3 separate regions of the Homo sapiens genome follow, and regions 1 and 3 are each linked to region 2. Evidence: chromatin contacts called from ENCODE Hi-C or POLR2A ChIA-PET data. All regions are on one chromosome and are shown on one strand. Each heading gives the region's core, a stretch centred on a gene start or an enhancer-like site at or near the end of the contact. The rest is flanking DNA. Distances are from core to core; before and after follow the strand shown. Region 1 overlaps LOC105378861 (a long non-coding RNA gene). Region 2 overlaps ALG14 (ALG14 UDP-N-acetylglucosaminyltransferase subunit). Region 3 overlaps SLC44A3-AS1 (SLC44A3 antisense RNA 1).

Region 1 (2,700 bases), core at 149-2,648, 450 kb after region 2:
AAATTCATCTCACAGCACAGGTTTCCAGTAAGAGGAGAACTCTTTTTAAGATTGATGGACAGAAGAAATCAACTTTCCATGAACTCATTAAAAAACAACAACAACCATAAATTGTTTAGACTGGGTGCGGGTGGCTCACGCCTGTAATCACAGCACTTGGTGAGGCCAAGGCGGGCAAATTGCTTGAGCCCAGGGATTCAAGACCAGCCCAGCCAACATGGCGAAACCCATCTCTACAAAAAATTCAAAACTTAGCCAGGCTTAGTGGCTCATGCCTGAAGTCCCAGCTACTTGGGAGGCTGAGACAGGAAGATTGTTTGAGCCTGGGAGGCAGAGATTGCAGTAAACCAAGATAGCATCACTGCACTCCAGCCTGGGCAACAGAATGAAAAGCATTCAATTGTGCAGTGAAATCCTGCTTTGAAGATAGATGGAAAGAGCACTGGGAGATGTTCCAGCGGTGGTCCTGGCCACAACAGTGCTGCCCTCCAGCAAGCCTGGGTCGGGCACCTCTGTCTCCTCCCATACAGGAACAGAATTTACACTCAGCCCTGGTAACCAGTCTATCCGTCAGTACCAGGTGAGGTGAAACTCTCCTAAAGTCACAGCTGCTGCGTAAGCCCTTTTTTTTTTTTTTTTTTTTTTTTTTTTTGTTAAATGCCCAATGGCTGGCTATGAAAAAATCAAAGAATAATTTGTAGGGGTGTTGAGCCTTTTCTGGTTTCCTTCTCCTACTATCCAGAAATCTAAAATGCCTTCTTAAGGAATTCTCCTCTACTCCATTCTTACAAATGCCAGGGAGAAACAGTGTCAGGGAGAAATAAGATCGCTGCCTGGTGTCAATGACCTCGACAGCCCACAGCAAGGAAGGAAAGCCCTCTTCTACAAACTGTGGGCCAGAATTGGAAATGAGGAGAGTGAGTCATTACTTCAGTCTGGTAATTTAGAGACCTGAGGCCTGCTATGTTTGTAGTATTATTGATCTGTTAGGGAGCCCCATTAGTATGGGCAATCCATAACTCCAGTCATCTGAGATTCTCCCCCTACGGGCCTGAATCACTCCCTGGAAGGAAGGGAAGATCACATGCATCTAACTGTTCTGGTTTTGCTCTTTTGGGTGCAACAAACAGATCACAGTGACTCAAAAAGTGTGGAGGTTTATTATGAGGAGTGCACAGAAACCCAGGAAAAGAAACTAAAATTCAGAAAACATTCTCAGCTATTCTTTTTCTGCCCTTCTACCTTTTGCTGTGTTCTTTCCCTCTGCTCAGCCTTATTTGTGCCTCTTCGCTGATGCTTACTTAGGGTTTTACTTCCCTGTAACTTTCAATGCCAGGAACATGGACCTGGCATGGTCCCAGCTTTATCTGTTTCTGAATGTCCCCTCTTTTGAGCTGGTTCCTAGTAATTTGTCCTCTTGATATTTTTAGCTGCATTCCTAGACAAGTTTATCATTTTGAACTAGGTCATGTCATAAGTTGCTGGACGGCCTATCTATCACCCTAAGTCAACAGCACATCCCAGGTCATTTCTTGTGACTGGAGGAGGGCCCTGGGGAGAGAGGGAGGGCGGAAAAGAGGATCCCGTGTAGCAGATATGCTGAAAGGTGGACCCTTCAGCAGAAGTGCCTGAGGTATGGTGTTTACTGTAGGGTCACCCCTTGGCTCTGGCTGACCAAGACAGCCCCAGTGTTTGGCAATCTCTATTGGAGAGGCAGACATACTAAAAAACTACTTTATTAATATTTTGCATGAAACCTGTTTCACGTTCAAGGTGACAGACATAGATGAACTGAAATACTTTCAATACTCAGTGAATTTCAGGTCTTTGTGAAGGACCAGATCTAAGCAAGGTGCTGGGTATATGAAATCACACAGAAATTAATAGGCTTAGCAGGGTGTTTAGCTTTTGACCCAAAAGTCCCGGTCCTACAGGACGGAACTCTTTATCTCTGCTTTAAATACAAGGAAATTCAGAGTACTAAGAAGACTTCTGGGTCAGGATCCAGGGAGAGTGACTGTAGCCTTGTCAAAGCCAAGGGTCTCACTATAGGAGAGCTTTTCCCTGTCTCCATCACGCTGCTGGGCTGGAGAGCTGTGGGCCGGCTGAGCTCTGGGCTTGAGGCCCCTCCACCTCACTGCTCTTCCCACTCACACAGGCCATGCACCTTCCTCAGATTATTTCATCTGTTCCTGAAAAAAGGGAGGTTTGACTATGATAGTTTGTTCTAGCAGAAAAATCACATTTGGGGACTTTAAGTCTCAGCCTCCTTGTAACAGTTATGCCCTCAAGAACCTCAGCCCGACCCAGGAAAGAGGATCTTTGTGCTTCCTAGGAGAAGAGAAAGATCTTTGTAATAGACCATCACTGATGGGGGACTGAGAGTTCCAGAAACGGCAGTGACCATCCTGCATGGGATGAAAGCAGTGTTGTCAGGTTCAAGCTTGCCTGAGAGAGGAAGGTGATTCTTTGCTGGGGGAAAACTAATTAACTAGTTGCCTTGAAAAGTCAACTTGTTTGAAACTGAACGGCCTTCCATTTCGGGATAATTCCTACCTATTTTATTATTCTTTGTTCCTGTTTTGTTTTGTTTTGTTTTGTTTTTTGAGACAGAGTCTTGCTCTGTTGCCCAGGCTGGAGTGCAGTGGCATGATCTCGGCTCACTGCAACCTCCACCTCCTGTGTTCAAGCAATTATCCT
Region 2 (2,700 bases), core at 12-2,511:
CTCTCTCCTCTCTCCCCCTCCTCGCTCCTTCTCCTTTCCTTCTACTTCTTTTCCTTCTCCTCTCTACCTTCCTCTTTCCTCTCCTTCCCCTAAAAGGTCCTTGAAGCTTCAGAAATGGACCAGGCGGGCCCCTCCAAGTGTTGAAGGACTTATATTTTCTTTCCTCTGCAATGTCACTCCCTCATCCTGCCACCAGGTGGCAGTGCACTGCTGATCATTTAGCCGCTGACCTGCACTAGTTCTCAGTAGAGGCGGTAGAGAGCTGAACATAGAGCCTGCAGTCGGCCTTTTAATGCCTCATTCTTTAATGTGAAGTAGGGCTTCTCATCCTCGTCACTATTGACATTTTGGGACAGACAAATCTTCATTGTAGGGGAATGTCCTGTGTGTTACAGGATGTTAGCAGCATCCCTGGCCTTTATCCACCAGATGCCAAGAGTGCTCCCCCAACCCCCACCACCAGTTATGGCAACCCAAAATGTCTCCAGACCTTATAACGTGTGTATGGGGGGCCTCCCCTCCCATCGCCCTTGAGAATCAGTAGTTGAATCAACATCTACAGAATATCAGACATTTGAGGAAAGCCTCTAAAGAGAAAACTAACGAAAGGAACTAGAGAAAAGGGCATTTCAGTGGCAGTGGGGAGTTTAAACGAAAACAATTATGTTCGAAGAAATGAGAGGGCATTATTTCATTAAAACAAGAATGAGACCTATTTTTTAAAAAACTAAGAACAAAAAAAACCCCTTGGCTATTAAAATTTTGATTTCAGCAATAAAAATTCAATGAAAGATTGGAAGATCACATTGAAGAACTCAAGAAAAAGATTAAAAGCATAAGGAAAACGTAAAAAACAGTAGAGAAAGGCAAGAAAATTAGACAACCAAACTGGATGTTGCAAGTCCATTATTCAGAAGGAACAAGGAAATGGGAAAAGTTCAAAATGAAACAAAATTATGACCCAGGGAAATTTCCAAAACAGAAGGACCCGACTTTTAAAATAAAAGGACTATCCTGAGTCCAGTGAAAGTGTAGTCACAAGACACGTCATGTACAGTTTCAGAACTAACGATGAAGAGAAGATACTAAAAACTTCCAGAAAGAACAAGAAAAGGAATCACATTTGAGGTTTCAGAAGTACAGTGGAGCAGTGTCTCAAATGGATTCCTCATGTACCCTCCCACAGAGGGTGTGCCCCACCAAAACAAGGGGCACCCAAAAGGGAGACTCAGTTCCAGGGATCTGGGCCTCAGTCCAGGAGAGAAGGGAAGGGAATTCTCAGGACAGCAGTGAAGGGAGTTCCAGTGTGAAGACTTCATAGGTGGTCCTAGAGAACAAACAGTTGGGAACAGAGCAAAGTGACAGAGAACTCCAGAAGACATGGTGCCAAGAAAGTAACAGGAATGATAAATAACGCGAAGAGTCTGACGAAACTGAGAAGACCAGAAGAACTTTCAAACTGTGTGTATGTGTGTGTGTGTGTGTGTGTGTATGTTTAAATCAAAGATAAGCAAAGGACAATGAGTGCTTTGAATGCAGAGGAGGGAGAGATCTCTGTGAGATAGAGTGTTGGGGTGGGGGCTTCTTCAAAAGAGTAGGGAGATATTGGTTGATTTTTGGTTTTGTCTTTGAATATTTTTCTGTATTTTCTAAAGTTACAATTAGAAAACAGCTATTTTTTAGAAACAAAACTAAGAAGAGATACAAGCCCCAGTGGGAGTAAAAACCTACTAATATGAAATATTTATTTTTTTATAAATATCTAAATAAATATTTTCTACAGAAATAATCCAAACACATACCACAAGCACCAATATTTTGAGGCTCATATCCTTTTATTTTGGAAGTACAAAAGTTTTGCTGCTAGTGTAATAAATAGGGATTCTTTTGGTTTGCATTCTTTTTTTGGTTTTGCATTTTCTGTTTATATAAGAATCAGTGGCAGTTTGGTGGTTGCAGGATTTATCAACCAGCTCTTCTAAAATTAACATGACATTCTTCCACTGAACACCACCTACTGTTTTCCACAAGGTGGGGTGCTAACTTCGCACAGTGGACTGAGACTGTGTACAGCTTGCTGAGATGTCTACATTGAGTGTATTTGTTGTTACTTTCCACAGTTCCTAAGCAGTTCTTTTTTCCCTTTCTTTTTTTTTCTTTCTTTCTTTTTTTTTTTTTTTAAAGAGACGGGGTCTCACTGTCTGCCCAGGCTGGGGTGCAGTGGTGCAATCATAGCTCACTGCATCTTTGAATTCCTGGGCTCAAGCAGTCCTGCCTCAGCCTCCCAAGTAACTGGAACTACAGGTAAGGCCCATCACACCCAGCTAATTTTTTAATTTTTGTTTTTGTAAAGATGGGGTCTTGCTGTGTTGCCTACGCTAGTCTCCTTCTGCCTTGGCCTCCCAATCAGTTCTGAAAGAAATGTTTGTAACTGTATAGTTTAAACTGTGGGGTTTTATTTAAGTTTGTCAACTGTAATGTATATTACAACTGGTGGCTTAACATAGTTATGGTTTTGAGTGTGTATAATGTATATGTGCACTTTTCCTCATTCATATGGACCTTAACTTACTGAATTATAGGTAAAGGTAAAAAAAAATCTCTAATTTGAAAGGAGGCCGGTCTAAATGAGCAAAATATTTGAATAAGAAAATATTTGTAATTTACTGCAAATAGAGATTCTGATGTGGCCATTTCAGT
Region 3 (2,822 bases), core at 295-2,794, 320 kb after region 2:
TGAAAAGGAAGAACAAAATCTGTTCATAGTCCTATTCTACCACATCCACTGTGTCATTTGGGGTGTGTTTCCTCCCAGCCTTTTGTATTCATGAATAGAACTCTAAATTCAATTCTCTTTTGATTTTTAATTGAATTCAGATTAAATTGAGCCAGGTGGAAAAGGGTATCAAGATTTTGCTCCTGAAATAATAACTCTACAGCTGTATTAAAACTATAGGATAGACAATTTTAAAAACAATAGCAACTAATATTTATAGAATGCTTATTATACGCTAGACACTCTGTTCTAAATCTTTCACAGGAATTGTTTTTTTAAATTGATGCAGTAATTAATCAGGGGTTAACCGTAAGTTACTATTATCCCCATTTTGCAGAATGAAGGGCAAACCATGAAACTAAGCACAGAAAAATTGCATAACTCCCAAGATCGCATAGCTTTGGGAGGAAAGATGGGAGCTAGAATACACCTCCAGTGAGTATGATTTTACAGTGTATAATAAGCATCTACAACAGGCTGAGATGAGACTGCATTTTAGTTAAAGTGACAGTTTGTGAAAAGGAAAAGCTTTTTCCTGTAACCCTCCCTCCGCTTCCTCCCCCGTGCTGTGGGGACCACTTCTCCCTTCTGCCCTCTGGTTGCATTACTTCATCTGAGCAGGGTATTTCCAGCTCTGACTGCTAGACCTGACTGTTGCAGGCAATCGTGCTGACAATAATGTTAGAGTACAGCCTAGACAGTGTTCGGAGCCGTGTGGACCTCTTGCTTGGAAAGGAACAGTCCTGCGCTTAGGAAACTCAAAGTGCCCGACTCCCAGCTGCATTCTCTATATGAGTAGAGTTGAGTTGAAAATGTCAAGTTATTTAATAAATTCATACTAAATACTTGGAGGTGGCAAACACTTCAATGAAATTATGTGTTTTTCTTTTGGAGTTATGTATTTCCCTTTTGCTGATGTTCATTGAACACTTATTCTACTCTAGGCCTTGTGCCACGAGCTTTCTATGGGTCTGCCCATTTGGTCTTCATAATGCCCTCAGCTGAGGTTCACTTTTATTTTGAGACAGGGTCTCATTCTGCCGCTAGGGTGCAGTGGTGTGATCACGGCCCTCTACAGCCTTGACCTCCCTGGGCTCCAATAGTCCTCCTGCCTCAGCCTCCTGAGTAGCTGGGACTACAGGTGCATGCCACCACGCCCAGCTAATTTTTGTATTTTTTTGGAGAGATGGGGTTTTGCTGTGTTGCCCACGCTGGTCTTGAACTCCTGGGCTCAAGCGATCTGCCTGCCTTGGCTTCCCAAGGTGCTGGGATTACAGGCATGGGCCACCCACTGCACCCAGCCTGAAGTTCACGTATGATTTCTGCTTTATAACAGGGGAAGTGGAGGAGGTGTGGTAAGGAGCCCACGCTCACATGGCCAGTAAGTGAAGGAGGCCTGGCAAAGGCCACACTCTTGGTCTGTCACCCTGCTGCTTCTCCTCACTTCCTTGTGTAACAGCTCTGTCATCAATGGGCTGTGTGACTGCACACGCTGCTGCACCCCTGTGGCTTTCAGTTTCCCTATCTGTAAGGGGTTGCACTAGATGCTCCCCAAGGCCGAGGTATGTGGGCCTGAGTGCTCTGCATTCCCTGATCAACTTCACTTCATCAAGGGTCTCCCATGGATGTAGCCCAGTTGTGGGCACTTGGGAGATCCAGGAGAAGTAACATCATGGCCTCTGGCTCCTCAAGGAATTTAGAATCCACTTGAGGACATGACTGGTGGCACAAGATAGTGAATTATTAATTTCCCAATGTGTGATTCAGACTAGAGTGTAAGGGTTCTGGAAAGGCAATTGAATGAGTCTTGCCTAGTGGAAAAATTGATCATCCTAAAGGGAGAGCAAATCCTCCTTAACATTTGCTAAAAATTGCTCCTCTGTTAGGCAAGAGTCAGATGCACTTGGGCACATCATCACCATCTGACTCCCAGTCCACCCCAACACCCAGCCCGGGAGCCCTGGGAAGCTGGCGGATGTGCCACATTTCAATGAGACCATGAACCCTTAGAGGGCATGATGGTTTTTTCCTCCACATTATACACTTCCTTATGTTGAAACGTTTTTTCCACAGGGCTGCAGGGAAAGAAGAAGATGTATATTGGTGAAGCACAGCTCAGGGAAACAGAATTAGTTGGGATTGTGGAAAAGTCACTTTGTGAATCAGGGGATAGAGACGCCTCATATGCTGAAGCTGAATTCCTTCAATCCTAAAGAACTGGTTGGGAGCAGAGCACAGTTTGGATGGGTTTGCAGCTATGATACCAGGGAAAAGAACTGCTGGACTCCATACTCTAGCCAGTTTAAACCAGCATTGAAATCTCGAGTGTATTTTAAATTTTCAGCTTGGGTTTGCTAGATGAACTAAAGAGTGAGTCTTAGGTTGTTTTTGCCTTACTCTTGTGGCATCTCAGAGCCTGTAGAGAGTTGGCGTTTGTCCCAGTAGTCTTGGTCTTCCATCCTCTGTCTTGCCCTGTTGGTGTTCCCTAGGGTTCTGTGCCAGCCCTGTTGCTCATCCTAACCCTGCAAGGGGCAATAGCATCCATTTCCAAGGTTTCAATGTTCAGGAACAGGCTGCTGACTCTCCCTCCAAAGGTCCAGTTGAGAACTGACTTATAAGTTCTGAATCCATGTATGTGGCTGCCCTCTGGGCATCTTCACTAGTAGCCCCACAGGTACCTACTTCTCCACTAAACTCCCCAAACCTGCTTCTCCTTCTACACCTCCTAACTCAGGGAATGGCACCATCACTCATGCTCACCATCCCCGGTGTCCAAACAGTCA

Evidence for each region. Hi-C counts contacts between places; a loop is a spot of excess contacts on that map. ChIA-PET counts read pairs that join two places held with the same protein, here RNA polymerase II (POLR2A). Pooled maps may share reads with other maps.
Region 1: a loop to region 2 is called in a map with no recorded cell type, with 4 times the contacts of the local background. The contact joins two enhancer-like sites. A Hi-C loop is called at or near these places in 1 of 37 single-sample maps with no recorded cell type and 2 of 50 pooled maps. POLR2A ChIA-PET finds 5 or more read pairs at or near these places in 1 of 52 experiments (PC-3).
Region 3: a pooled map shows a loop between it and region 2 (4-fold over the local background). The contact joins two enhancer-like sites. A Hi-C loop is called at or near these places in 1 of 168 maps with a recorded cell type or tissue (PC-9), 1 of 37 single-sample maps with no recorded cell type and 6 of 50 pooled maps.

The regions. Positions count from the first base shown.
Region 1 is chr1:94,589,214-94,591,913 of GRCh38, reverse strand. All of the region lies in intron 1 of LOC105378861 (a long non-coding RNA gene), which reads right to left. Among named protein-coding and RNA genes, the nearest start is that of MIR12133, 47 kb to the right of the region's middle. Within about 2 kb of position 1,398, at least 4 of the 41 ENCODE cell types and tissues checked have a DNase peak (open chromatin) inside an H3K27ac peak, as active enhancers do.
Region 2 is chr1:95,041,097-95,043,796 of GRCh38, reverse strand. The region is part of intron 2 of ALG14 (ALG14 UDP-N-acetylglucosaminyltransferase subunit); the gene reads left to right. Among named protein-coding and RNA genes, the nearest start is that of ALG14-AS1, 19 kb to the left of the region's middle. RefSeq lists enhancers at 1-20, 21-629. Within about 2 kb of position 1,261, at least 13 of the 41 ENCODE cell types and tissues checked have a DNase peak (open chromatin) inside an H3K27ac peak, as active enhancers do.
Region 3 is chr1:94,719,258-94,722,079 of GRCh38, reverse strand. The region is part of intron 2 of SLC44A3-AS1 (SLC44A3 antisense RNA 1); the gene reads left to right. Among named protein-coding and RNA genes, the nearest start is that of MIR378G, 25 kb to the left of the region's middle. RefSeq lists an enhancer at 1,378-1,667. Within about 2 kb of position 1,544, at least 4 of the 41 ENCODE cell types and tissues checked have a DNase peak (open chromatin) inside an H3K27ac peak, as active enhancers do.